Regions from separate parts of the Homo sapiens genome. Here region 1 is linked to region 2. A link is a loop called in an ENCODE intact Hi-C map of the cell type or tissue named here. Cell type or tissue: endothelial cell of umbilical vein. All regions are shown on one strand. Each heading gives the region's core, and the rest is flanking DNA. Links, peaks and the distances in the headings are about the cores only. Region 1 overlaps KCNN3 (potassium calcium-activated channel subfamily N member 3). Region 2 holds the start of LOC124904428 (a long non-coding RNA gene).

What was found. A loop is a pair of places that touch in the nucleus more often than their neighbours do. Peaks named below come from ENCODE experiments on the same cell type or tissue, not always from the same donor. Only the 100,000 strongest peaks of a DNase experiment are listed, where the experiment ranks them.
Region 1: it touches region 2 in a loop (6-fold over the local background); 44 of 110 quality-filtered maps call a loop at or near these places.

The regions. Positions count from the first base shown.
Region 1 is chr1:154,750,400-154,765,239 of GRCh38, forward strand. The region is part of intron 3 of KCNN3 (potassium calcium-activated channel subfamily N member 3); the gene reads right to left. Among named protein-coding and RNA genes, the nearest start is that of KCNN3, 110 kb to the right of the region's middle. RefSeq lists a silencer at 10,113-10,482. In endothelial cell of umbilical vein, for the core only: a CTCF peak has its summit at 10,227 (motif pointing left); no DNase peak of the experiment used is centred there; H3K4me3 peaks cover 301 bases; H3K27me3 peaks cover 718 bases.
Region 2 is chr1:154,662,326-154,677,734 of GRCh38, forward strand. LOC124904428 (a long non-coding RNA gene) reads left to right here and starts at 9,267. Exons shown (of 2, transcript XR_007066636.1): 1 at 9,267-9,759; 2 at 15,289-15,409. In endothelial cell of umbilical vein, for the core only: a CTCF peak has its summit at 7,526 (motif pointing right); a DNase peak (open chromatin) is centred at 7,556.

The DNA.
Region 1 (14,840 bases), core at 6,841-14,840, 91 kb after region 2:
CCTCTTGAACTGAGAGATTCTTACTTAAGGAAAGGAAGGAGCAGGATAAAGAGATGACCCATCTGGAGATGCCTTCTCACCTGTGGGGTCTGAAGGGAATAGAGCAAAACCCCCTTCGCATCAACTCTCACAGCTCTGGGCCTCCCTCTCTTCATCTGGGAAGGGTGGGGGGCTGGGTCCATGTGCATTAGGGCCCCTTCCAGCTCTAAGGAGCTGTAATTCTCAGAGAATGTTTTCTTACCCGTTTCCCACACTAGATGGAGAGCTGGTTAGGTAGGGGAGTGGGCAGCTGCAGCCCTGATCCTTGATAAGGGTCTTAAGAGACCATCTTTGAAGACACAGATGCCCAGGAGGCTTGCCCTAAATCAGCCTCATGGTGACAAGTGTCGTGGCTGTGCTCGGGGTCTCTGCATACAGTGGGATTCTCCTGGGGAGCATCAGCTCAGAGGCCCAGGACCCCCTCAGCTTCTGAGCTTTCCTGGGGCGGTGAGAGCAGCCCTGGACACGTGGCTGAAGGCCTGGGCAGCAGGGGCCTGCCTGCTGTGTCAGCTTTACCATCAGAGTCACTGAGTCTTGGGGCTCCCTCTAGCCCAGTTCACCTCATTCTTTTTAGATAAGCAAATGGAGGCCAGAAAGCGGAGAACTGGGCATCTGGTGCACTTCTCACCACATGCTGCCTCTTTCTAGCCACAGGGCATCAGATGTGTGAGCTCGGCAGAGTCCAGTCCCAGGAGAGAGACCCTTGGCTGGGAGCTCAGACCCGCCCAACTCGCGGTGTGAGTCTGGACAAGTTGCTTCCCTTCTTTGGGCTTTGGTTTCCTCGTGTGTACAATATGAGGATTTGGCTAAAGAAGCTCTAAAGCCCCCTCCAGCTCTAAGTCAGGTGTTTTTTTGGATCACATTCTGTCCCCCTTCTCTCTCCCACTCCCATTCTCGGGACAACTAGCAGCTGGGCTGACTGCAGAGGCAAAAGCCAGGTGTCTTTCCAGACAGGAGGCCTGTGGCATCCCGTGCAGACAAGATGAAGCAAGAGTCAGCACCAGTGGAAACCACCTAGCAGCCTTCATCCAGGCTGGCCATGCCTCAGGGAGCTGCAGCAGGTGCCTCTCAAGTTACACAGAACTTCTGATGGCTCCTAACCCAAGGCTTTTCACCACTGGACACCTGGGGTGCCTGAAATGGGGCAGGAGAGGGCGTGCCAGTGCCAAGGCTATTATAAAAGAGTAAGAATGGCAACACTCAGAGTCACCATGGAAGCCAACCTGTCTGTCTGTCCCCCTCCCCTGACTCCTCCCCATGACCCCAGAGAAGCTCCCAGAGACTCCTTCGTCCACTGCATCCCCAGCCTGGCTCTGTTTTAAGGGAAGCAGCCACCACAGAAGATGCTTGTTACACGTTGCCAGGCAACAAAAATGCTGCCTGAAAACTAAAACCCACCTCTGACTCTTCATAGGACTGGAAACTGGCAGATGAGAGGAGCCTGCCAGGGAACAAAGGAGAAGCATCGAGAGGGAAATGATGGAGTTGAGCAACCACAGAAGGCAAAATGAAAGAGCCCAGACAGTTGTGTAAAGTGCCAGAAAGCAAACAGATGGGGAGGAAAAACTGACTCACTGAAATTAGGAAGACAGACAGAGAGAGGAGGCATGGAGGAAAGTCCTCCGGGTGTTAAGTCCTCGAAAGGCCTCCTTTATTTTTTTTCTTTTTGGCCAAATCTGTCATGAGTAGAGATGAGGCTGTTGATAAGGAAGATGATGACAATGATGACGATGATGATTCCTTAGGTGAACTCTGGTCTGCTTTTATCCAGTGCGTGATTTTTATTAGATATCCCTCAAGCAATGGCACAATTCTCCACAGACTTTCAGAAAACATAATTATCCTCTAAAACGAAGATCTACACTGCCATTAGCACCATCAGCTCACCCAAATATAGGGACATCAGCTTGTTAGCTGAAGTGACCTTGGGCTCTGGGATCTTCAAGCACTGAGCAGATGAAGGAAGGAAGGAGTGATGTTCAGTCTGGACAGCCATGCCCAGCTGGCAAGGGAACCTCGGAGAATGGGAGTGCTCCAGGTGGAGGACTCTGCGGGCAGCAGCCCCGGGCCAGCAGTGAGACCCTGGCTCGCTTACCTCCCAAAGCCTCCATTTCCTAATTTCTAAAATGGGAAAATTGCTCCTGCCCTGCTTACTTCACAGAGTGCTGGGCCACAGAGGAGAACCTGTGTAGAATGAATGGCCATGAACGAAGATAGTGCTCCTTATTTATTAAAAAACAATTCCTAGCCTCCTACAGAGGCTGGGCACTGTAGCAGACATTATCACACAGACATGCCCCCTGCTGGGGGCGAGGCAATTAAGCAACTCCACACTATGGTGGGGGAGTTACCCCACTGCTCTTGGCCTCAGTTTTTCCATCAGGGAAATGGAGATAACACCACAAAGCATTCCTATGAGGACACTGCATGTCAGAAGTTTCTCCTCCCTCGGCCTGTGGTCACCCTTGACTAGGCTCCGAGCACCCGGCTCAGACTCACCTGCCTCCAGTTCTGCATCACGTGGCCTCAGGGACAGGCCGGGCACCTCAGGAATCTATCCTCTAATTTCTGAAATAATGAAAAGCCTCCAGACACATTTACTCTCTAAATAAAATGCACAGTTTAAATTATAAACAAGACAATTTAAGAATACTGGTAACTAAGTGGGAACAATTTCACATGTTAAACTTGACAAAATAATTCTAAAGCTACTACTCAGTTAACTATATTCACATCTACTTAACTCAGTAAGTTTGACAACATAGATGTTTACTTTATTAAGTTTGTTATACATTTTCTCCAAAAAAGTCTAGCCAGTCACCAGACCCCACCCCACCCCTCGAAAACAGACATCATGGCATTCAAGGACAATGAGCCGCTTCTGCCTGTACTTACTAATAGGCAGTGGCTTCCCCCTAAAAATCACTGTTTTTCTAGAACACCAATCACAATTCCTTTCCTAGGTACCAAACAGCATGACCTCAAAGAAATTAGAAAATGACTGCACAGTCCAAGCTGAAAGAAAAACTTTGCGTCTTATGTTCTTTCTCCTTTTGTCTCAACACAGACTCACTCTGTAACACACCTCCCCAGTGGAACACATACCCCAAAAGCCCTGCCACAGGCGATCGGGGTCCCAAGGGCCCAGGCCTCCTCCACTGCCCTACAAGTCAGGGCCAGGGCAGATCATGAGCCTCCTTGAGCCACCACATCCTCATCCACGAAATAGGGACCGTGGGTTCCCCGTCCTGCCTGCTCACTTCATAGGGTCGTGGTGAAAAACAGAAGAGGATGTCCAGTGTTTTATGTTTCCCCCAGCTGTTCAGGTCTCCTCTTGTTTGAACTTCCTAATCCCCTGGGAAGCAGGTAGACCAGGCTTACTTCCTATCTACAGATCCCAAGAAAGAGGCCCAGGAAAGGAAAGGGCTCAGGGTTTATCAGGAACCAGCCAGTCGCAGGTGCTTATTTAATAGAGGGCAGGTGACTTGCCCAGGATCGCACAGCTGGTCCGTTGTCAAGCCAGGCTATGAGCGCACGTTTCTGACTCCAGGGGCCATGTGCTGTCCCTTCTGTGAGCAATAAAACCTTCCATGTAGGAATGCAAAGTATCATTATTACCATTGTTGCTGATGTTACTAAAATTGAACCAAACCGGTTTTATCATGGGTTGACTGGAATTGCATGATGGAGGGCCTTGGTCACTAAATTTAAAAATATGGACTTAATCTTCTAGAGGGAGCAATTGAAGGTTTTTGAGGGGTAATAGTAGGAACGGTAACTGGAAGCCAGAAAAGCTACTTCTGTAAACTGGTGTAAGATGACAGGGATCTGTGTCAGGGAGGTAGCAGGAAGAGATGACTTCAAGCGACACCGCAGAATAAGAACCATAGAGCTTGGTGCCTAAATAGAGGGCTGGAAATGGGGCTGGGAGTGGCATAAGGATGGGGAACGATTTGAGCCTGAGAGATGGTTGCAGCCCAACAGCACGTCTCCTCTTCTTCATTAGTAAGAGCGCCCAGGAAGGAGCAATGATTACCAATAATAAAGACTACATTTTCCCGCCATGTGAATGACCAACGGATGTAAATGAAAGTGACATGTGTTACTTCGAGGAAATGTCCTTAACAAGAAAGAAACAACCTTATTTTGTCCATTTCTCTTTCCTGATGGCTAAAAGGTAGGTGGGATGGCTGGAGCTCCAGCAGCTTTCTTGAAGTATGAGGAAGAAGCCACGTACCAACGATGGCAGGGCAACAAGGGAGAAGGAGCCTGCGTCCCTGATGATGCCATAGAGCAGCATACCTGCTATAGACACCTTTCCGGACTTCTTTGGCGTCAGACAGAACTTCTGTTTTGTTTAAGCTATTGTTGTTTTGGGTTTCCTATCACTTGCAGCCTAAAACGAATACTAACGGGTAAAGTTCCTGAGAAAAAGAAGACACAAACAGAGAAGCAGAGAGAGAATTTAGGGGCAACATGATGAGTTTGATCACAGATTTGATGCGTGGGACATCAGTACAGGAGAAGATGTATATAAAACTTGGCATGGTGCAGGGATGTATTCAAGAACTCTACACCGCCACCACCGCCCTTCTAAGTCACTTTTGTCTGTTGCCTGGCCTGCTGCAGTAGCCTTTTTAGTCCTCCTAGTAGTTTTCTTGCCACCTCCAATTTACTCACAAAGATGCCAAAGTAATATTTTTAGAAGCAACCATATTGTATTACTCTCCTATTTAAAACCCTTCAAAAGCACCAGGCATGGTGGCTCACACCTATAATCCTAATACTTGGGAACCTGAAGTGGGAGTATTGCTTGAGGCTGGGAGTTTAAGACCAGCCTGGGCAACATAGAGAGACTCTGTCGCCAAAAAATTTTTGTATTTAGCCAGGCATGGTGGCTTATGCCTGTAGTCCCAGCTACTCAGAGGGCTGAAGTGGGAAGATTGCTTGAGCCCAGGAGTTAAAGCCTGCAGTGAGCTGTCATCATGCTATTGCATTCCAGTCTGGGTGACAAAGTGAGACAAGAAAGAAAGGAAGAAAGGAAGGAAGAAAGGGAGAAAGAAAGGAAGAAAGAAAGAAAGAAAGAAAGAAGAAGAAAGGAAAGGAAGGAAGGAAGAAAGAAAGAAAGAGAGAGAGAGAAAGAAAGAAAGAAGGGAGGGAGGGAGGGGGAGGGAGGGAGGGAAGGAAGGAAAGAAAGAAAAGAAAGAAAGAAGAAAGGAAGGAAGGAAGAAAGAGGGAGAGAGGGAGAAGGAGAAGGGAGAAGAAGAAGAGGAAGAGGAAGAAGGAAAAGGAGAAGAAGAAGGCAAAGAAGAAGAAGGAGGAGGAGAGGTGGAGGAGGAGAGAGAGAGGGGAGGAGGAGGAGGAAGAAGAAGAAGGCAAAGAAGAAGAAGGAGGAGGAGGGGGAAAGAAGGAAGAAGGAAGAAGAAGGAAGAGGAAGATGAGGAGGAAGAGGAGGAAGAAGAAGGAGGAGAAGAAGAAGAGAAGAAGAAGAGGTGGAGGATGGGGAGGGGAGGAGGAGGAGGGGTTGGGGAGGTGGAGGAGGAGGAAGAGCAAGAAGAACAAGAAGCCAAAGGCAAAGAAGAAGAAGACGATGATGAAAAGGAGGAGGAGGAGGAAGAGGAAGAGGAAGAAGAAGGAGGAGGAGGAGGGGGAAAGAAGGAAGAAGGAAGAAGAAGGAAGAGGAAGATGAGGAGGAGGAAGAGGAGGAAGAAGAAGGAGGAGAAGAAGAAGAGAAGAAGAGGTGGAGGATGGGGAGGGGAGGAGGAGGGGTTGGGGAGGTAGAGGAGGAGGAAGAGCAAGAAGAACAAGAAGGCAAAGGCAAAGAAGAAGAAGACGACGACGATGAAAAGGAGGAGGAGGAGGAAGAGGAAGAGGAAGAAGAAGAAAAAGAAGAAGAGGAGGAGGAAGAAGAAGAAACAACAAGTAAATAAAAAGATAAAACTCTTTAAAGGCTTTCCACTGCACTTAGGTTCAACCCCACAACATGGCACTCAGGGCCCTTCACTTTCAGCCTCCTGCCCCCTTCTGCGGCTCAGTCCCTGCCACACCCCCCTTCATCTGTTTACTCTCCTTCCAGTGACTCCTTCCCCCCGGCTCCTTGCCAGCTCAGGGCCTTGGTGCAGTCTTCTCATTCTTCTCAGAAGGCTCACCCTCTTGGTCTGTGAAGGGCTCATTTCCTCTCATCCTTCAGACCTCAGCTGAAGCATCACCTCCCCAGAGACACCTCCAAGCAGGCCCCAGATGAGTAGGATCCCAATCCAATGCCATAAATTTTTTTTTAAAAAAGAATCATTGCAAACTTCTTTTTTCCACTTTCACAGTATATGTCATAGATTTGAAATTATCTACTTTTTGTTTCCTTACTTGTTACCTGTCTTCCCTGGTAGACTGTAAGCCCATGAGGGAAAAAATCATGTGTGTTTTATGCTTTAAGATATATTTAATTCCTAGCACAGTGCCTGGTGAATAGCAGAGCTCCACACCTATACATAACAGTATTATTATTTAGCAAGTCTCTCATGAGAGCACTGCAGCTCAGAGAGAGGCGTGGCTCAATGCTCCACTTGGGATGCATGGATGCATTCCTGTGAGAGTGCCTGCATTCTCCGGGAGCAAGCATGATGAAGGGAAACGGCAGAGGAGGGAGAATGTCCAGGTAAAGGACAGACCTGTGTAGGAAATAGGGTATGGGGGGAATCAGTATGAGATGTGTCCAGAGAGCAGGAGAGATCTCAACTTCAGTGCTCAAACAATCTGTTGAGAAATCTGCGGGAGCCTGAGAAACTAACTATTGCTTTTATCAGCAGGAAAACTAAGGCAGAGAGAAATGGACTTCAGGCCAGCCCTCAACTCCCTTGCTAAAGCTGGAAACAGGACAGGAGCCTCTTGTCTCTTTGAGTCCTGGCTGGTTCCCACGTGGCTGAACCACTCCTCTGGCCTTACTGAGCTGTGGCTCTTATCTGGTAGTGGCCATGTGGAACAAGGGTGCAAGTTGCTCCCTGCAGGATTCAGGCTAAACAAGGCCCTTACAATTGTATTGAAGAAAAGTTAACAATAGAGCATGGGGCTATAGAATGGAACTGTCAAGAGTGCCCAATCTAAACAGAGATGGGCCCTGGGTCTCGCTCCCTAATTCCCAGGCCATTATGCCTGGGAGCCCTTTGCCCTAAGAATATGGGCCACTCTCAGGCTGCATTAAAAGGAAAATAATGCCGAGGAAATGGGAGGATGCCTAACACTTGGGGCACTATGTTCGTTCTGGGGCCTTCGCTTCATGAGGACACTGATGACCAGGGGAGGAGAGTGAGCGAGAGGGTGGAGTCTGACCAGAAGTCCTGTGACAATGGTTGAGGGGACTGGAGACCACTGGGTTGGAGCAGAGAAGATTCAACCTGACTTTGGATACTCAAGGGACCTTCAGTAGAAAAAGAAATACCTGGCTGCTTCACTGGGTACTCACCGTGTGCTAAATGTTCTACACTGTGCTAAGGGCTTTTTGTGAATTATCCCCTTTCCTGGCCCAACGTCACCTGCTAGTAAGAGCATAAGCAAGGCTCCACGCTCACATCTTCCCAGAGGTCAATGGCTTAACCGCCAGCCTATGGTACTTGAACTTCTTTCGTGCGGACCCAGAGAACTGAGTTAGGACCCAAGACAGAAACTACACGTTTTAACCAATATTAACCAATAATAGGAAGAGATTTCTAAGTCAGAGCTGTCTGCAAATGGATTGGATAGTCTTTTAAAGTAGTGTCCCAGAGGGTGTTCAAAAGAGGCTGCATGACTCTGGTCAGGTTAAGTACAAGTGCAAGGTTAATGGTAGAACCAGGGGTCAAACCGAGTTTTTCCACCCTGAGTTCAGGCAGTCCTGATCACAGGATGGATCCTGTGCTGGTGCGATTGCCACTGTGTACTAGGTGTTTTCCCCTTGGCTCAGCTGAAACATGTTTAAGATATTTAAAAGGAGTTTTACTAAGTTCTGTGCCCCCTCTATTGTGGGAGTGTCAGAGCCCATCTGGGCCCGTTGCAGCATGTCTGGCCCTGTCTGAGAGGGCCCGCAGGGGCTGTGTTACCAGGCGGCTCCCAGGCGCCTTTTGGGAAAACAAAATGACCAGGTGTGTTAGGGCCAGCAGGCTTCCAGGGCCACTACTCAAAGGCAGCCAGGGGACTTTGGCTGCCCTTAAACTCTCTGTGCAGTGGGGGGCAAGCAGGCATCCAGACCGAATGGAACGAGGTGGGGTACTCAAGGAATATGGCATGTCTCACCCATATTCCCTCTCAGCTCAGCCTCTGGGGGACTGGGGCCAAGTCTCAGGGAACAGAGGAGTCTGTATTAAATGGAAGGAGAACATCGTTTTGTTTTTGTTTTTGTTTTTGTTTTTGTTTTTGAGATGGAGTCTTGCTCTGTTGCCCAGGCTGGAGTGCAATGGTGTGATCTCGGCTCACTGCATCCTCCACCTCCTGAGTTCAAGCGATTCTCTTGCCTCGGCCTCGTGAGTAGCTGGGATTACAGGCGCTCACCACCACACTGGGCTAATTTTTGTATTTTTAATAGAGACAGCGTTTCGCCATGTTGGCCAGGGTGGTATGGAACTCCTGACCTCAGGTGATCTGCCCACCTTGGCCTCCCAAAGTGCTGGGATTACAGGTGTGAGCCACCATGCCCGGCCAAAAAAAATCACATTTTTAAAAACCCTTCTAGCAGCTGCGCTATGTGAGCCAGGAATGCAGGGCTTTACCCCAGCCTGGCGCGGGGGCCCCAAGCTGGCAGTGGAGGGCAGGGGAAACACAGGGGGGTGAAGAGCTGCGCTCCTGAGAGCCAGCCTAGGACACCAAACTCATGGAGAAGGGGCCCTGTGGAGCTGAGGTGCCCGTCCTTTGAGGGAGGGGTCTGCACCGGAAATGTAGGGCACAATGGGATCACGAGGGGCAAACAAAACAACCCCAAAGTTGAAGGATGGAAAAGCTGACAGAATATGGATTTCCTGCTTGACTAATGTCAGCCCACAAATAGATGTGGCTGACGTCACTTACAGGAACCCCTTCCTTTTCCTTACCTCAGCCCCTCCAAGGAGGTGGGTGGGGGAGCGGGTGAGAATGAAGCCCCATGCCCTTAGGCATCCGCTGTAGGAAAGGAAGTCACTTCTCTCCTACACACCCAGCATGGCACTAACTGTCACTGTGTACCATCTTTGGCAGACTTGGGAAGGAATTCATTCCAGTGACAAAGGTCAGATAGTCCTCCCCAGTTAAAGAAGGAACCCTGGCATTTAACTGGGTCTCCCTAAGGCAAAAATCCTGGAGACAAAAGACACTGGTGACTTCCCAGCAGAAGAGAGTGAAGGGAAACCCAGGTTTGGTGTAATGCAGCAAATAATTTGGAATAATTTGGGGATTGACTTGACTGAAAAAATGGAATGGTTTCTCAATGCAATATGGATTTCACTTTGCACCCACAGTCCCAAACTTAGTGCTTCAGAATGCAAATTTTATGGAAATTTTCCTTGCTTTACCAGTTTCTTTTTTATTTTATTTTCTCTCTCTCTCCCACTTTCTTTCTCCTCTCTTTCTTTTCCTTCTTTCTTTCTTTTTGAGACGGAGTCTCACTCTTGTCTCCCAAGCTGGAGTGCAATGGTGCGATCTTGGCTCACTGCAACCTCCGCCTCTCAGGTTCAAGCGATTCTCCTGCCTCAGTCTCCCGAGTAGCTGGGATTACAGGTGCGCGCCACCACGCTGGCTAATAATTTCCCTATTTCTTGATTCTCCTTTCTAAGAGATATCAGCCATTACTTATAATAGCTAAGTCATGTATAATTATTTAATATAAAAGTACGAAAAAAACTAGCCACGAATGAGCAGTTTAAGTGTCAAAGGGCACAAAAATACTGCCAATGAGGAAGAGGAAAGAACGGCTGAATACGAGATCACAGAACGAGAAAGCGGCCGCGGAGTGGGACTGGAGACTGTGAATCACGCAGGTGAAATCAGAATGGGATCCCACTCGAGACAGGAGCCAGGAGCTAGCAGCAGCCCTGGAGCCGCCGGCCCAGCCCTGAAGCCGCTCCGGCTGTCGCCACAGCGAGAGGAAACCTGAACGCTCTGCTCCTCCACAGCGAGTCCCTGCAGGTGGGGACACCGCCCACCTGGCCCTCCCTGCGCCCCCTGGCGGAGCGAGCCTCGGCCTCTCCCGGGCCCCGGCCTCTCCACGACCGCCTGGCCGCGCGGGAACCACCCGCGGACTCGCGGCCTCTCCCCACCGGACCCCGCAACACCGCGGGGACGCCCGGGAGGCTACTGAAGAGCCAGTGGCGCCTGCCTCGATCACACGTCCCCTGTGGAGCTCCACCTGCCCGCACGCCGGCTCGGGCGCTCCCATAAGCGGCCGGCCGCAGAGGGGCTCCAAGGGAGGCGCGCGCCCGCGAAGAAGCACTCCGGCCCCGCAAAGGCGCCCCGCGGCCCTGTCCACCAAGGCCACTGGCCGACGGGTCGGAAGAGAGCCCTTCAAGACGGAACTTGCATTGCGCTTGTTAGAGAAAATTATGTGTAAAAACTGAGCCATTCAGCTTTACTTTCCACCCCGCGTTGATGTAAAACATGAGTTCCTATGGAAGATGAGGGGCTTCGTCAAGTGTGTAAAAACAAATGCTACCTCTTTCCATTAAAAATTTATATATGTATATTCATTCTCATTGTTGAAAATACAATAAAAAGTAATAAAAAATCACATGTAACGTCATAAGAAATCAACTTAATGTTTACATGTATGAAAATCACATGTACACCTTGGGAAGCTGAGGCGGGCGGATCACCTGAGACCAGGAGCTGCAGACCACCAGCCAGGCCAACATGGCGAAAACCCATCTCTACTAAAAATACAAAAATTAGCCGGGCATGGTGGCGCACGCCTGTAATCCCAGCTACTCAGGAGGGTGAGGCATGAGAATAGTTTGAACCCAGGAGGCAGAGGTTGCAGTGAGCCAAGATTGCGCCACTGCACTACAGCCCGGATGACAGAGCGAGACTCTATCTCATAAATAAATAAATATTACATGTAACACAAAGAAATCAACTTAATGTTTCTATGTATTTTCCAGGTATTTCTGCACCTATCTATAAATCGGTAATATCCTACATAATGCTATTTTGTACGCTCCTTTTTCAAATATTACATCATGAATATTTTCCTACCTTACTGTAATTTTCAAAAGATTGATTTTTAGGCCGGGCGCGGTGGCTCACGCCTGTAATCCCAGCACTTTGAGAGGCCGAGGCAGGTGGATCACTTGAGGCCAGGAGTTCAAGACCAGCCTGGCCAATATGGAGAAACTCCGTCTCTACTAAAAATACAAAAACTTAGCCAGGCGTTGTGGCAGGTGCCTGTAATTTCAGCTACTCGGGAGGCTGAGGCAAGATAATTGCTTGAACCCGGGAGGTGGTGGCTGCAGTGAGCCGAGATGGCGCCACTGCACTCCAGCCCGGGCGACAGAATGAGACTCCGCATCAAAAACAAACAACGAAGTAACAAACAAACAAACAAACAAACAAAAACGAAAACAAACACGTTGATTTGATTTTTTAAAATTCTTGCTAACTACCCATCATATGGATGTGCCATACTTGTTTAGCCATTGAAATCCTAGATGTTTACTTGGTTTCTCATTCTTTTCTATTATAAACTGCACCATGCAGAAGAGGTTTGATGTAAATTGATTATTCTATTAAAATAGCTTCCTAGAAAGAGAATTCCTGGATCAAAGTTACAAACTCAAGGCTCCTGTGACAAATTGTTAAATTGTTTTCCAGAAAGATGGTCTAATTTCCTTCTTGCCCTCAGCGTAAGACAACCCCATGCCCGCCCACCGCCAACAATAAGAAGATTCTCCAGCACTGAGTTATATTTATTTAAAATTTTGTCAACTCCAGAGGGGAAAAAGTAATTCTCCTTGTAGTTATAATTTGCAGTTCTTTGATTAGAGGGACTGAATATGTGTTGTGTGTTTTATTTTATTGGCTTTTTGTATTTCTTCCTTTGTAGTTGGCCTTATCTTCAGCCTATTTTTTTCACTGGGGAGATAAGTTCTTCTGATTAGTTTCTAAGACTGCTTTGTATAATAGGGATATTTACCTCTTGTCATGTTTGCTGCAAATACTTTTTCTAGCATAACATTTGCTCTTTAAATAAGTTCATATTTTTTGAGGGACTGAAATCTAAAATTGTGTGTATGATGTAATCAAACACACCAGTTTTTTCCTTCATGTTTCTTCTGAGATTTTATGCTTAACAGTTCTTTCTCCTCTCAGGGCTGATTAAATATTCACTTTGTTTTCTGGAGCTTGCTCATGGTTTCTTCTTTTACATCTGACTTTTTAATCCACCTGGAATTTATTTTGGTGGCTGGTGAGAGCTAGGGTTCCAATTTGATTTTTCATCCAAGCTTCCAATTTCTCCATTACCATTTATTGAATAATCTATCGCTTCCCAGTTGGTTTTCTTTCTCGTATATTGGGTTCTAACATAGTAGGGTTTATTTCAGTGTTTTCCATTAGGTTTCATTGATCTGTCATTATTGATTTTTCAGTAATGCCAGAGGGACTTAATTACTTTCAGTTTTATAATACATTTTAATATCTAGTAGAGAAAGCCCCCTCAATGGTCTTCTCTTTCAAAAAAAGTTAAGCTATTCTCACTTATTTATTAAAACATCCTAAGAATCAGTAGTTATTCTCCATTAAAATTTCTAATTTTGTGTTTTCTTTTTTCTCAATTAAATTTATATTTTAGAAGTTGGTATCTTTTGGATTTATAAATTATGTTTTTCTGGTTTTTAAATTCATTAATTCCTATCTTTGCCTTTGTTATAAACTTAATCTTCCCTCCTGAGGTTTGTTTTGTTCTTCTAATGGATTCAGTTATTTTCTCTGTTCATTTTTTTCTGTTTTTGTTATTAAAAATGGGGTCTCCCTATGTTGCCCAGGCTGAGGCAGTGGCTATCCACAGGCACAATCATAGTCCACTACTGGCTCGAACTCCTAGGCTCAAGTGATCCTCCCACCTCAGCCTCCCAAGTAGCTGGGGCTATCAGTGCACACCATTGTGCCTGAAAAACTTTAAGGATGTTTTTCATCTGAGTACACCTTTGGTCACATCCTGAGTTTTTACGTACAGGGTCATCATTGTTGTAATTTTCTAATAGCCTTTAACGGTAGTTTTGAATTCTCTGTTGTAATTGAGGAGATTGCTTTAAAAGTCCCACCAAAAAGTTGTCCTTTAATTGGAGTTTTATAGGCTTGTGGTCAGAGAATACAGCCCGAGCAACTTTTCTGATGTTTTGAAATGTGTGACCAAGAAGTTGATCAATTTTTTAAAGTGTTCCCTGGATGCTTAAAAAGAAGATGTTTGTTTATAGGCTACAAAGTGCTCAATTAATTTAAACATTTAAAAATTCAGATTATCAATCTCATTTTTTGTATAAAATTCACAGTTTTACTGTATATAGCACTTTTATCCATATTAAATGGTTCTTTTGGACAATTTAATGATTTCTGTTTTGAATTCATTTTGGTTTAAAATGAGAATTTCTATTCGTTTGCCATCTGATTTGTACTTACCTAATAAATCTTTGCTCTTCATTTATTTTTGGGTCCTTCTGTTCTAGGTACTTCTTTTGTAAATTGCATGCAATTAAATTTTGCTTTTAAATCTCATCTAAGAGACATTTACTTTTAACAAGGAGGTAAACACAATTATGTTGATTGTTATAAATTTTAAGTTTGTTTTTCTCTGATCTTCTTTCATACTTTGTATTGAAATTCTTCCTTCCTGCTTCCTTTATTTTTTCTGTCTTAGCTATGTGGGCTCTGATGTGGCATGGGAGGTATATGTTTTCAGGGTAGGGAAAAGGCTCTCAGGCTGGTGTTGGAGTCTCAAGTCTGCTGGCTCTGTGGCCTGAGGCACATCGCTCAACCTCTCTGTGTCTCAACATCCTCATATACAGAATGCAGATACAGTCTCATAGAACTATGGTATGGATTAAGTGAAACAATATATGGCTGATGCTACTGTTATTCTTGTTATACTCATAAAATTTTGCCTGTGGTTCCTTTAGGTTTTAAAAAAAATATTTCTCTGATTGCTAAAACTGAGTAATAGGGCTTTATTTTAAAATTCTCCTCTACATAGGACAACGCATCTGGCATGCTTTTACTAATCCCTTCTAGCCTTCTCCTCTCAAATTTTTAATCTGAGGATTTGCAACCCTCTAATTATTATTGAATTATTGCTTTAATTTCATACATCCACTCTTTCCAGAATCTACTTTTTCTTTGACATTAGAATTTGGAGTTTTGCAACTACGCGTAAGTTTAGTCTTGATTTCATGTTTGCCTGTGTGAACCAATGTCTGCCTTTCTTTACAACATTTCATTATTAAGATCTTAATTGTGATTCAGTCTTTGGTCAACTGGCAAACGAGTTCCCCCCAAAAGTAAACTCCAAGAATGACTTTTGTTGCCCTTTGGTTGCCTCATTCAAATGACAGGGTGGATCCAAATTTAAAATACTGTGGAACTGTTCTAATGACTCTGAATTTAGGGTTCCTGAGGGAGAGTCAGCTCTGGGATGCCTGTGTGCCTCTAGGATTGTTTCACCTTATGATTCAATAAATTTTCCAGAAAAAGAATGTATTGGGGTATGTCTAGGGGTGGCTCCTCCTGTCCCCCACATTCTAACTGGAAAAGAGGAATCCGTTTCGATCTGCCTACTCTGATCTACCATCCCCACACACAACATCCCCTTACCTAGG
Region 2 (15,409 bases), core at 4,382-12,381:
TCCTTTTATATGAAAAATCCACTTTTTAGGAAAAATAAAAACACCTAATGCAGGAGAAATAATGATAGCTATTGCCTATCATAGATTTGAACTTAATGCAAATGGTTCTAATGCATCAGTCAAAGTATTCCCTTATCACTCTTGTATTTAGCCAGAGTAGATTAAAGCCAGTTGTTATTGTGTACTTGGTTTCCAGTTTCTCTTAATGTCCCAAAGGTAAAAAACACAACTCTTCTTAGAGTATTTGGAAAAAGATTTAAGCTAATTTGGTTGCTGGCAGCAGATATTCTCCAGTGCATTTTTATTCCAGGAAGAACCATTTAGTCTATATTCTACTAGAAGTAATGTAGTTATCACAGGGAAGAACCTATTTTACCTAATGGCATATTTAATAAAAGTGAAGCCCACTTTATATAACTGTCTTCCCATCTCAAGAATCAAGGATGTGCGCAATGAGAGTTTGACCTGTTCACAGTTTCATGAACTTCTTAAAGATCAACCCCGATCTGAGCAGTTGTACATGGCTTTAGGGAGGCCAGCCAAGTCCCTGCTCAGTGAATGCTATTGGTGATCAGAAATGCCAGGAGAGGAAGACTTCCCTTGTGCTCACATCTCTTGGCCGGTTTGCTATCCTGAGAATCCCTTTCGTCATATGCTTTTCCATGACTTCATAATAAATGGGTAAAACACTGAATTATATTAGCATAAAAACTGTAGGTATATTTCAATCTATCTTTCAGTTTATTTCTTGTCCCCCACCCCCTGTTAATATTTATGTCCAATTTTCAAACTGGCAAGAGACCTTGAGTAGCTGAAAGTAGATTTCTAAATGACACTCAAAACTAAAAGGGCAGTGTGGAGTTGCCAAAGGCCTGGTGGCCTAAAATCAGGCCTTTGAGTCCTGACTCTCCTGGGTGACATCTTTATGACCCTCCTGGGTCATGTCCTGAAACCACCTGAGCTTCAGTTTCCCCATCTATAAAACTGGTCTAGTAATATCTTTCTTGCTCACTTCATAGGGTTGTTATGAGGATTAAATAAATAGAAAAGGGCTTTGGAAATGGAAAAGGGTGAGATAAAAATGTTGCTTATTACCCACATAGCATTCTGAACTGTTTCTGAAAATTTCCTTTATTCTTTAGAATTTATACACCTAATACCATTTGTATAAGGCTCAGTTACTTCTGTGCAAATTCAGTAGAGCAGCTTCCTTACTTAGTTTCTAAGTAAACAACAAGAGCAACAAATGTACAATTTTAGATATCTAAGGGTAATGTGCTTCCCTTATGCGTTTGGAACTCTGTTTTAAGCCAAAGGCCTTCCTTGTTGCCTGCTGTTCATGATAAGCTACATGTTAACAAATAGCACACCACTTCCTGGACAGAAATCTTTTAGTGATCTGCTCTTTTTCCTGGGTGTTGGCATTTTCTTCACAACCCACCTTGGAGTTTGAGATCAGTGCTTCCCTGGGCACGGATTACAGCTTTGGCATCCACTAGGGGCTGGAGTTGCAGTCCTGCTGTCTTTGAGGAAAGGAGCCAGGGAACCAGCTCAATATGCTATTCAGCCACTTGGCTGCCACCCTGGATGGTATGGTTCTTTTATTATGTGCTAGAATCCCAAAGTGGCTGGGCATTTGGCCCAAAGATAAAACAGGCCATTTTGTTAATAGCTGTGTTTCAGCCCATCAGCTTGGGAAGGAGAATCAAGGCTTTAAGATACCATTTACAATAGCGAATCAATATTCATTATATATAGGAATAAAGAAATCTCAGTCCTCTGTGAAGAAAATTATAAAACTATTCAATGACAATTTAAAAAAAACTTAAAAAAAGATGAAATATGATCATGGATAGGATGATTCACTCTCATGTCAGCTGCAATCCCAATATAATTCCTTTCTCCCTCTCCTTGGCCCCCTATTTCTACTCAAAACGCTAAAGTCCTGTTGGTTCTGCTTCATTTTTTTCCATCAGCCCACTTACCTCCCATTCTAATTTATTTTGAGTCAGGTTTATTTCTTTCTGAATTACTGAGTCTAATTTCTTTAGATTCATGTGTATTTCTTTTTGAATTACTGAATCAGCCGCTAACTGTTCTTTCCAACCCATTGTTCCACCACTGCAGCCAGCTTTAACTTTTGAAATGCTCATCTGAGCACAAGTCACTTCCTGTCCACCACCCTCCAGTGACTTGGCATCACCCTTAGAATAGAGCCCAAATTCCACAGCAAGAGATCCCAGGCCTCTTCTCAGGGCCCTCTCCACTTCCACTGCAGCTTTCCCCAGAATGAAGTACTTTACTTCCCCAGGAGGACCCTGCTCCTTTTGCTAGAAACACTTCTTCCTGCCTGTAGGAAAACAGACTGTTGCATGGCAAGAGCAATAGTGAAATAGGAGGTGGGACTTGACTCGGGAGTTGGGGCTCAGACACCAGACCACATTGAGGACGCTAAAACAGGGTGGGACAAAAGCAGCTTCCCACAAGACACACCCATCAGTGTGCCATGTCAGTTTACCAGTGCCATGGCAGCATCTAGAAGTTACTGCCCATTTCCATGGCAATGACTCAATGACCTGGAAGTTACCTTTTCTTGGAAATTTGTGCATAAACCACCCCTTAATTTGCATGTAATTAAAAGTGGGTATAAATGCCACTGCTGAGCTGCCTCTGAGCTGCTAGTTTGAGCCCACTGCCTATAGGATGTCCCTGCTCTGCAAGGAGCAGTACCTGTGCTACTGCTGTATGTGGCCACTTCAATAAAAGCTGCTGTTTAACACCACGGGCTCATCCTTGAATTCTTTCCTGGGTAAAGCCAAGAACCCTCAAGGGCTAAGCCCCAGTTTTGGGGCTCTCCTGTCCTGTATCAATACCATCGTGAAGCAAAACTGCTCTGATGGCTGCTTGACTCCTGCATACCAAGGTGTTCTGCAGCAGCGTTTTTAAGTGATGCCTGTAGCACAGATAACCCTTCACAGCTTACCTGGGCCAGGTGCGGTGGCTCACAGTGCATAAGTGCTGTAATCCTAGCACTTAGGGAGGCTGAGGCGGGTGAATCATGAGGTCAGGAGATCAAGACCATCCTGGCCAACATGGTGAAACCCTGTCTCTACTAAAAACACAAAAATTAGCTGGGCATGGTGGCGGGTGCCTGTAGTCCCAGCTACTCTGGAGGCTGAGGCAGGAGAATTGCTTGAACCCAGGAGGCAGAGGTTGCGGTGAGCCGAGGTTGCACCACTGCACTCCAGCCTGGCAACAGAGCGAGACTCCATCTCAAAAAAAAATTGCTTACCTGAGCTCCCCAGTGGTCATGAGTTTCAGCAGGAAAATCTGAGATGTGACCAGCTCAACATGTCTTTACCCTAAAAGCTTCCTGTGCGAAAGATACTTTTTGGAGGGCCACTGTGGGGAGCCACCATCTTTTTTTTTTTTTTTTTTGAGATGGGGTTTTGCTCTTGTTGCCCAGGCTGGAGTGCAGTGGCATGATCTTGGCTCACTGCAACCTCTGCCTCTCGGGTTCAAGCGATTCTCCTGCCTCAACCTCCCAAGTAGCTGGGATTACAGGCTCCCACCACCACTCCTGGCTAATTTTTTGTATTTTCAGTAGAGACAGGGTTTCGCTATGTTGGGCAGGCTGGTCTCAAACTCCTGACCTCAGGTGATCCGCCCGCCTTGGCCTCCCAAAGTGCTGGAATTTACAGCCATGAGCCACCACGCCAGGCCAGGGATCCACCATCTTGCAGCCACCTGAGACATGGCTTCAGTTCATAAGTTCCTATTAAATATTTCTTTCAGAGAAACTGAATTTGTCAGCCTCTTTCTTCAGAGGCTGTCACCTCCCTTGTGCTTTGGCAGCAGATTCACTCACCACAGAACACTGCCCCACTCTACCCCATCTGTTCACCTCTTCCCTTTGTCACCTGATTAATTACGTCTTGCTAATTATTCAGAACTACACTTGGCTTTAATCTCCGCTGATCTGCCAAAGCTCAATTAGTTGCTCTTCCTAATGGCCACAAGCCTCAATTTCCTTATCTGGCAAGGTGGAGATAATAATACGGATACTATATGGCTTTGGTGTCTGCCTGGTAGTAGGTAGGGTGACCATACATGCTGGCTTATGTCTGTTTTCCCTAAGTATTGTCTGGTTACAGTCCTCTGAGAATGGAAACCATCTTTAGCCACATCGTTTAATAGGATTAAGAGCTAAGATGGAGTTAACATGTCTTCAATTCCAGGAAATTCTTGCCCAAGAAGATGAAGTGGCAAATTTATCGCAATATAGACAACTCAGCTGGCCTTCATCAGGTTAATAGCCTGCTTCTCAGAGCAGGAGGTCACTCAACTGGCTTATCAAAGGGCTGTTTACTCCTCAAGGCTGGCTTCAAAACCCTCGCCTCCCTGTATCCACCAATCCTAAACTATTATATTAATATCATGAATTTTGCTCAATCGCAGTCATCCCCCTGCCCCAGGCCCCTGCCTTGAAAGACCCACTTTAACCCAGACCCTCTAACCCATGTGAATATCCCACCCATGATCTCCTCCTGAGACACTACTAAGGCTGTCAAGGTAGTAGTCTTCCTTGCCCCATTAAACAATACATTTAGCTTTGCTGATAAACAAGTTTCTTCTATGATCTCTTTGGGGAAGGAGCAGCTGACACATATTATACTCTCAAAAGTATATAGTTTGGATGATAAATTAAATGATTCCTATTGTTGTAAATTATATGTTAACATATTAATATGTAATATTTATTGTTCTCATTTAATCCTCACAATAATCCTATGAGCTAGGTATTATTATACTAGCATTGTACAGATATGAAAATTAAGGCACAGAGAACTTAAGTAACTTACCCAAAATCATGTAACTACTAAGGGGAAGAGGTTGGATTACAATCCAAATAATCTGACTCCAGAGCTGATACTCATTTTTAAAAAATAGTTTTACTGTTAATCTTAAAATCACAAATTTACAGAAAAGTTGCAAGGATTGTATGAAGAAATCCACCACAGGCCTGGCATGGTGGCTCATGCCTGTAATCCCAGCACTTTGGGAGGCAGAGGCGGGTGGATCATCTGAGGTCAGGAGTTCGAGACCAGCCTGGCCAACATGGTGAAACCCCGCCTCTACTAAATAAAAATACAAAAATTAGCACCTGTAATCCTAGCTACTTGGGAGGCTGAGGCAGGAGAATTGTTTGAACCCAGGAGGTGGAGATTGCAGTGGGCTGAGATCACGCCACTGCACACTCCAGCCTGGGCAACAGAATGAGACTCTGTCTCAAAAAAAAAAAGAACTCCACTACCAAAATCACTGGAGAGTAAGTTCTCAACCTGATGTCCCTTTACCCCCAAATACTTTAGTGTGTGATTCCTACGAACAAGGTCACTCTCCTATGTGACCCTACTCCAGCCATCACCATGAGAAACTTGATATTGATATGTAACTACTTATAGCCCTCAGATCCTATTCAAGTGTTGCCAGTTGTTCCAATAATGGTCTTTACAGTAGAAGAATCCAGTGCAGAATCACATGTTGCATTTAGTCCTAAGTGTCTTTACTTTCTTTCAGTCTGGAACAGTTCCTCAGGTTTTCCTTAACTTTCATGACTTTGACACTTTTGAAGATTACAGGCTATTTTGTAAAATGTCCCTCACTTTGAGTTTGTCAGCTGTCTCTCCATGATTAGATTCAGCTTATAATCTCTGAGAGGAGCATCACAGAAGTGGTACTGTGTCCCCATCACATTCCATCAGGTGGAACAAGATTCTGATTTGTTCCATTATTGATAACGTCTGCTCTGATCACTTGATTTAGGTGGTGTCTCCCAAGGCTTTTCACTGTAAAGTTACTCTTACTCCCTTTGTAATTAATCTTTTGCAGAGCAGTATTCCAAAACTACGTAAATAACCTATTCTTCATCAAACTTTCTATTTACTTATTTAATTGATTTGTATCACTTTAGACTCACATTTCCTATTCATTCAATGGGTTGCTATCTGTTATTACTTCATTACTTATTTTTGTTTTATTTTATTTATTTATTTATTTTGCTCTGTTGCCCAGGCCGGAGTGCAGTGGCATCATCTCGGCACACCACAATCTCTGCCTCCCAGGTTCAAGTGATCCTCCCACCTCAGCCTCCCAAGTAACTGGGATTACAGGCACATGCCACCAGGCCTGGCTAATTTTTTGTATTTTTGGTAGAGACAGGGTTTTACCATGTTGCCCAGGCTGGTCTCCAACTCCTGAGCTTAAGCAATCTGCCCACCTTGGCCTCCTAAAGTGCTGGGATTACAGGCACGAACCACCATGTCTGGCCTACTTGATTACTTGTTTTGATAACTTAATTGTTCTAGATTTGGCCACTGAGTGTGCCTGCAAACTGGCTTCCATATGATTTTGACATGCTCCATCATTGTTTTCTTTTCTTTTCTTTTTTTTAGACTGAGTCTCACTCTTGTTGCTCAGGCTGGAGTGCAGTGGTGAGATCTCAGCTCATTGCAACCTCTGCCTCCTGGATTCAAGCGATTCTCCTGCCTCAGCCTCCCAAGTAGCTGGGATTACAGATGCTCGCCACCATGCCCAGCTAATTTTTGTACTTTTAATAGAGATGGGGTTTCACCATGTTGGCCAGGCTGGTCTGGAACTCCTGACCTCAGGTGATCCGCCCTCCTCGACCTCCCAGAGTGCGGGGATTATAGGTGTGAGCCACCATGCCCTGCCACTCCAACATTGTTTTAAGCAATTTCTTGTTTTGGTAGGTGAATAAATATTTTTTACTTATATGAAAGGCCGAATTAGGTGTATATATAGAATTTAAGTTAATTGCATTTGCTCAAAGGATGGTATTTTGTGTTAAAATGAAATATCCTCCCAGAATTTTAAATCATGCAGCATGAACAGACATAAATGACAGCACCTATTTCTCAATGGGAGCTCTCACAGAGCGTCTGTTACAGCAAGAGAAATGAATTGGTTCCATGTTTTCTCCATTAGAAGACTATAATTAGAAACTGAGTCTTTGAATAGCATTTTTATCACCCTTAATTTTCAGTTTCTCATTTAAAAAATCCGTATATTTGTTGTTCTGTGAAAAATGTATTAATAGCTCTGCAAATGCTCCACTGCCCTTAGGAAAAAGATTGTATATTTAAATAGTCTTGGCTGGGCGTAGTGGCTCACACTTGTAATCCCAGCATTTTGGGAGGACACGGTGAGAGGATCACTTGAGCCCAGGAATTTGAGACCAGCCTGGGCAATATAGTGAGACTCTGCTTCTACAAAAAAAAAAAAAAAAGTCCTTTCAGGCACTTGAGATTGAGCACCTCCCCGCTCTGGCCTCTGCACTGGGGACGTACTCATCTGCATGCAAGCTCATCTCCGCTATCCTGTAGCGAGCACCTCGGGGTATGGCCTTTATACCTGCCTGGACCCCTCTTTGGGCCTGGTGTGCTCCAGATGCCTGGTAAGTGCTAATTGGACAGACTGGGTGGCCATGCACTGTGTCTCACTTCTGCCCACAGGATGGCAGCATTTGCTCAGAGCTCTGGCCCCACTAGGTGCTTGACTCTGGGAGTTCGTAAGACCTGGTTTCTTCCTGAAATGAAAACAGTGCTTTAGGTCTCTTCCTATGAAGGAACCCTCCATAAACTAATAGACAGTGTTATTTGCCCACCCCCTCTTCAATGTGCTTCGTGGAAAATGACATCTTTGAGGTGAATGACATGATGTTTTTGGACTATAGGCATCCATCCTCAAAGGGCTATCTAGCTCCAGAGTTGGTGTTAGCTAAAACTGAGCAAGCAGGCTGAACTCAGCAGCTCATTTTGTGTACAAGTCATTTAATGCAGAGAATTACTAGTTTTATTTAAAGATAATAGAGGAAAAAGGAACTATTAAGCACTTGCTGTATGCTATATGTTTTAAACCAGGGGTTCTCAAATTGAGTGGGCATCAGAATCACCTACAGGGACTGGTTAAAACAGACTGGCTTGGCACGGTGGCTCACACCTATAATCCCAGATACTCAGGAGGCCGAGGCAGGAGGATCACTCAACGCCAGAAGTTGGAGATCAGCCTGGCCAACAGAGTGAGACCATTGTCTGTACAAAAACTTAAGAAATTAGCCGAGCATTGTGGCATACGCCTGTAGTCCCAGATACTCAAGAGGCATGGGTAAGAGGACTGCTTGAGCCTAGGAGGTTGAGGCTATAGTAAGAGACGATTGCACTGAGAGGTAACAGCGTGCTGGCAGTCCTCACAGCCTTCGCTTGCTCTCGACGCCTCCTCTGCCTGGGCTCCCACTTTGGCAGCACTTGAGGAGCACTTCAGCCCACCGCTGCACTGTGGGGGCCCCTTTCTGGGCTGGCCAAGGCCGGAGCCGGCTCCCTCAGCTTGCAGGGAGGTGTGGAGGGAGAGGTGCGAGTGGGAACCAGGGCTGCGCCTGGCGCTTGCGGGCCATCTGGAGTTCCGGGTGGGCGTGGGCTTGGCGGGCCCCACACTCGGAGCAGCCGGCCGGCCCTGCCAGCCCCGGGCAATGAGGGGCTTAGCACCTGGGCCAGCGGCTGCGGAGGGTGTACTGGGTCCCCCAGCAGTGCCAGCCCGCTGGCGCTGCGCTCGATTTCTCACCGGGCCTTAGCTGCCTTCCCACGGGGCAGGGCTCGGGACCGGCAGCCCATCATGCCTGAGCCTCCCACCCCCTCCATGGGCTCCCAAGCCTCCCCGGTGTGTCCGGAGCCTCCCCGATGAGCACCGCCCCCTGCTCCATGGTGCCCAGTTCCATCGACCACCCAAGGGCTGGGGAGTGTGGGCGCACAGCATGGGACTGGCAGGCAGCTCCACCTGCAGCCCTGATGTGGGATCCACTGGGTGAAGCCAGCTGGGCTCCTAAGTCTGGTGGGGACGTGGAGAACCTTTATGTCTAGCCCAGGGATTGTAAATACAGCAATCGGCACTCTGTATCTAGCTCAAGGTTTGTAAACACACCAATCAGCACCCTGTGTCTAGCTCAGGGTTTGTGAATGCACCAATCCACACTCTGTATCTAGCTACTCTGGTGGGGACTTGGAGAACCTTTGTGTGGACACTCTGTATCTAGCCCATCTAGTGGGGAGGTGGAGAAACTTTGTGTCTAGCTCTGGGATTGTAAATGCACCAATCAGTGCCCTGTCAAAACAGACCACTTGGCTCTACCAATCAGCAGGATGTGGGTGGGGCCAGATGAGAGAATAAAAGCAGGCTGCCGGAGCCAGCAGTGGTAACCCGCTGGGGTCCCCTTCTACACTGTGGAAGCTTTGTTCTTTGCAATAAATCTTGCTACTGCTTACTCTTTGGGTCCACATTGCTTTTATGAGCTATAACACTCACCGCGAAGGTCTGCAGCTACACTCCTGAAGCTAGCGAGACCATGAGCCCACTGGGAGGAAAAAACAACTCCAGACGCGCTGCCTTAAGAGCTGTAACACTCACCGCGAAGGTCTGCAGCTTCACTCCTGAGCCAGCGAGACCACGAACCCAACAGAAGGAAAAATCTCCGAACACATCCAAACATCAGAAGGAACAAACTCCAGTGCGCCACCTTAAGAGCTGTAACACTCACCACGAGGGTCCGCGGCTTCATTCCTGAAGTCAGTGAGACCAAGAACCCGCCAATTCCAGACACGTTTTGGCAACCCAGATGGGACTTTCGCCTATCGCCAAGTGGTGAGACAATCGCCGAGCAGTGAGACCATCGCCTATTGCTGAGCAGTGAGTACCATCGGACCCCTTTCACTTGCTATTCTGTCCTGTCTTTCCTTAGAATTTGGGGGCTAAATACCGGGCACCTGTTGGCCAGTTAAAAGCGACTAGCATGGCCGCCGGACTAAAGACATGGGTGTCAGGCTTTCTGGGAAAGGGCTCTCTAACAACCCCTGACTCTTCTTCGGAGTTGGGACCGTTTGCCTAGAACCAGCTTCCACTTTTCCTGTACTTCTGGGCTGAGCCGAGGGTCGACAGAGAGGAAAGACATGCAGCTCCGGGGTCCCAACAACAAGTTGGTTGACCCTGCGGTCATGAGCGGAACTCTCAAAGGCATGTTGCCCAAGCGAGACTCACCCATCTATCCTATCTATCCTGACCCTTGCCCCCTGGGTCCTAATGCCTTCCAGACAAACTTCCTTTTGCCTCTCTTCTCTGAGGTTAGGCCCACTTCTAAAAATTGCTACCTGTCTCTGGTGCTTTTCTAGTTTCTCCTATAAGAATGATTTCTAGTATAAACTCCAGGACTCTTGTTACCTTCTTTAGGCACCCAGGCTCACCAATCAGAAAGACATAATTTTTGCCCAAAGCCCCATCGTAGTGGGGACTACCTGGAATTTTAGGATCCCTCCTCAGACTAACAGGCCTAATAAAAGCTATTCCTGAAGCTAGGATATGGGGAGCCTCAGAAATTGTATCCTTCCTATTCATATAAGTGAGGACAAAAGGTGTCACTCTTCCAACCCTGAAGATCCCTTCCCTCCCTCAGGGTATGGCCCTCCGCTTCATTTTTGGGGCATAACATCTTTATAGGAAAGGGGTAAAGTCCCAATATGAACAGGAGAATGCTTAGGACTCTAACAGGTTTTCGAGAATGCGTCGGTAAGGGCCACTAAATCCGATTTTTCTCAGTCGGTCCTCCCTGTGGTCTAGGAGGACAGGCAAGGGTGCAGGTTTTCGAGAATGCATCAGTAAGGACCATTAAATCAGATCTTCCTTGGTCCTCCGTGTGGTCTGGGAGGAAAACTAGTGTTTCTGCTGCTGCGTTGGTGAGCACAAGTGTTCCGATCAGCAGGGTCCAGGGACCATTGTGGGTTCTCGGGCAGGGGGAGAAACAAAATAAGCCAAAATTGTGGCTGGTTTTGTCTTTCAGATGGGAAACACTCAGGCATCAACAGGCTCACCCTTGAAATGCATCCTAAGCCATTGGGACCAATTTGACCCAAAAACCCTGAAAAAGAGGCAGCTCATTTTTTTCTGCACTGCGGCTTGGCCCCAATATTCTCTCTCTGATGGGGAAAAATGGCCACCTGAGGGAAGTACAAGTTACAATACTATCCTGCAGCTTGACCTTTCCTGTAAGAGGGAAGGCAAATGGAGTGAAATACCTTATGTCCAAGCTTTCTTTTCATTGAGGGAGAATACACAACTATGCAAAGCTTGTAATTTACATCCTACAGGAGGACCTCTCAGCTTACCCGCATATCCTAGCCTCCCTATAGCTCCCCTTCCTATTAATGATAATCCTCCTCTAATCTCCCCTGCCCAGAAGGAAATAAGCAAAGAAATCTCCAAAGGACTACAAAAACCCCCAGGCTATCGGTTATGTCCCCTTCAAGCTGTAGGGGGAGGGGAATTTAGCCCAACCCGCGTACCTGTCCCCTTCTCCCTCTCTGATTTAAAACAGACCAAGGCAGACCTGGGGAAGTTTTCAGATGATCCTGATAGGTACATAGATGTCCTACAGGGTCTAGGGCAAACCTTTGACCTCGCTTGGAGAGATGTCATGCTACTGTTAGATCAAACTCTGGCCTTTAATGAAAAGAATGCGGCTTTAGCTGCAGCCCGAGAGTTTGGAGATACCTGGTATCTTAGTCAAGTAAATGATAGAATGACAGCCGAAGAAAGGGACAAATTCCCTAACGGTCAGCAAGCCATCCCCAGTATGGATCCCCACTGGGACCTTGACTCAGATCATGGGGACTGGAGTCGTAAACATCTGTTGACCTGTGTTCTAGAAGGACTAAGGAGAATTAGAAAAAAGCCCATGAATTATTCAATGATATCCACCATAACTCAGGGAAAGGAAGAAAATCCTTCTGCTTTCCTCGAGTGGCTACAAGAGGCCTTAAGAAAATATACTCCCCTGTCACCCGAATCACTCAAGGGTCAATTGATTCTAAAAGATAAGTTTATTACCCAATCAGCCACAGATATCAGGAGAAAGCTCCAAAAGCAAGCCCTGGGCCCTGAACAAAATCTAGAGGCATTATTAAACCTGGCAACCTCGGGGTTCTATAATAGGGACCAAGAGGAACAGGCCCAAAAGGAAAAGCAAGATCAGAGAAAGGCTGCAGCCTTAGTCATGGCCCTCAGACAAACAAACCTTGGTGGTTCAGAGAGGACAGAAAATGGAGCAGGCCAATCACCTGGTAGGACTTGTTATCAAGTGTGGTTTACTAGGACACTTTAAAAAAGATTGTCCAATGAGAAACAAGCTGCCCCCTCGTCCATGTCCACTATGCCGAGGCAATCGCTGGAAGGTGCACTGCCCCAGAGGACAAAGGTTCCCTGGGTCAGAAGCCCCAAGTAGATGATCCATCAACAGGACTGAGGGTGCCCGGGGCAAACACCAGCTCATGTCATCACCCTCACTGAGCCCCGGGTATGTTTAACTATTGAGGGCCAGGAAATTGACTTCCTCCTGGACACTGGTGCGGCCTTCTCAGTGTTAATCTCCTGACCTGGACGACTGTCCTCAAGGTCCATTACCATCCAAGGAATCCTGGGACAGCTTGTAACCAGGTATTTCTCCCACCTTCTCAGTTGTAATTGGGAGACTTTGCTCTTTTCACATGCCTTTCTTGTTATGCCCGAAAGTCCCACACCCTTATTAGGGAGGGATATATTAGCCAAGGCTGGAGCTATTATCTACATGAATATGGGGAACAAGTTACCCATTTGTTGTCCCCTACTTGAGGAGGGAATCAACCCTGAAGTCTGGGCATTGGAAGGACAATTTGGAAGGGCAAAAAATGCCTGCCCAGTCCAAATCAGGTTAAAAGATCCCACCACTTTTCCTTATCAAAGGCAATATCCCTTAAGGCCTGAAGCTCATAAAGGATTACAGAATATTGTTAAACATTTGAAAGCTCAAGGCTTAGTGAGGAAATGCAGTAGTCCCTGCAACACCCCAATTCTAGGAGTACAAAAACCGAACGGTCAGTGGAGACTAGCGCAAAATCTTAGACTCATTAATGAGGCAGTAATTCCACTATATCCAGTTGTACCCAACCCCTATACCCTGCTCTCTCAAATACCAGAGGAAGCAGAATGGTTCACGGTTCTGGACCTCAAGGATGCCTTCTTCTGTATTCCCCTGCACTCTGACTCCCAGGATCCCACAGACCACATGTCCCAACTTACGTGGACAGTCTTGCCCCAAGGGTTTAGGGATAGCCCTCATCTGTTTGGTCAGGCACTGGCCTAAGATCTAAGCCACTTCTCAAGTCCAGGCACTCTGGTCCTTCAATATGTGGATGATTTACTTTTGGCTACCAGTTCGGAAGCCTCGTGCCAGCAGGCTATTCTAGATCTCTTGAACTTTCTAGCTAATCAAGGGTACAAGGTGTCTAGGTTGAAGGCCCAGCTTTGCCTACAGCAGGTTAAATATCTAGGCCTAATCTTAGCCAGAGGGACCAGGGCCCTCAGTAAGGAATGAATACAGCCTATACTGGCTTATGCTTGCCCTAAGACATTAAAACAGTTGAGGGGGTTCCTTGGAATTACCGGCTTTTGCTGACTATGGATCCCCGGATACAGCGAGATAGCCAGGCCCCTCTATACTCCAATCAAGGAAACCCAGAGGGCAAATACTCATTTAGTAGAATGGGAACCAGAGGCAGAAACAGCCTTCAAAACCTTAAAGCAGGCCCTAGTACAAGCTCCAGCTTTAAGCCTTCCCACAGGACAGAACTTCTCTTTATATGTCACAGAGAGAGCCGGGATAGCTCTTGGAGTCCCTACTCAGACTCGTGGGACAACCCCACAACCAGTGGCATACCTAAGTAAGGAAATTGATGTAGTAGCAAAAGGCTGGCCTCACTGTTTAAGGGTAGTTGCAGCAGTGGTCGTCTTAGTGTCAGAGGCTATCAAAATAATACAAGGAAAGGATCTCACTGTCTGGACTACTCATGATGTAAATGGCATACTAGGTGCCAAAGGAAGTTTATGGCTATCAGACAACTGCCTACTTAGATACCAGGCACTACTCCTTGAGGGACTGGTGCTTCAAATACGCACGTGCGTGGCCCTCAACCCTGCCACTTTTCTCCGAGAGGATGGGGAACCAATCGAGCATGACTGCCAACAAATTATAGTCCAGACTTATGCCACCCAAGATGATCTCTTAGAAGTCCCCTTAACTAATCCTGACTTTAACCTATATACCGATGGAAGTTCATTTGTGGAGAATGGGATACGAAGGGCAGGTTATGCCATAGTTAGTGATGTAACCATACTTGAAAGCAAGCCTCTTCCCCCAGGGACCAGTGCCCAGTTAGCAGAACTAGTGGCACTTTCCCGAGCCTTAGAACTGGGAAAGGGAAAAAGAATAAATGTGTATACAGATAACAAGTATGCTTATCTAATCCTACATGCCCATGCTGCATTATGGAAAGAATAGGAGTTCCTAACCTCTGGGAACCCCCACTGGATGCCACAGGGAAGTTACGGAGTTATTGCCCACGGTGCAGGAAACCAAAGAGGTGGGAGTCTTACAGTACCAAAGCCATCAAAATGGGAAGGAGAGGGGAGAACAGCAGCATAAGTGGCTGGCAGAGGTAGGGAAAGACCAGCGAGAAGGAAAGAGAGAAAGAGAAAGTCAGAGAAAGAGACAGAAAGAGGAAGAGACAGAGAGACAAAGTCAAAGAGGGAGTCAGAAACAGAGACAAAGAAAAGGAGTCAGAGAGAAAGAGGGACAGACACAGAAAGTTAAAGAGAGAGTTAAAAAGGGAGGAAGAGACAAAGAAGAAGTCGAAGAGAGAAAGTGACAGATGGAAGTAATAAAGAAAAAACAGTGTACCCTATTCCTTTAAAAGCCAGGGTAAATGTCTATCTACCCAGCCAAGGCATATTCTACTTATGTGGATCTTCAACCCATATCTGCCTCTCAGACAGTTTGCAAGAAATAACAAAATCTATCCTTACTTTACAATCCCAAATAGACTCTTTGGCAGCAGTGACTCTCCAAAACCACCGAGGCCTAGACCTCCTCACTGCTGCGAAAGGAGGACTCTGCACCTTCTTAGGGGAAGAGTGTTGTTTTTACACTAACCAGTAGGGGATAGTACGAGATGCCGCCCGGCATTTACAGGAAAAGGCTTCTGAAATCAGACAATGCCTTTCAAATTCTTATACCAATCTCTGGAGTTGGGCAACATGGCTTCTCCCCTTTCTAGGTCCTGTGGCAGCCATCTTGCTGTTACTCACCTTTGGGCCCTGTATTTTTAACCTTCTTGTCAAATTTGTTTCCTCTAGAATTGAGGCCATCAAGCTACAGATGGTCTTACAAATGGAACCCCAAATGAGTTCAACTAACAACTTCTACCGAGGACCCCTGGACCGACCCACTGGCACTTCCCCTGGCCTAGAGAGTTCC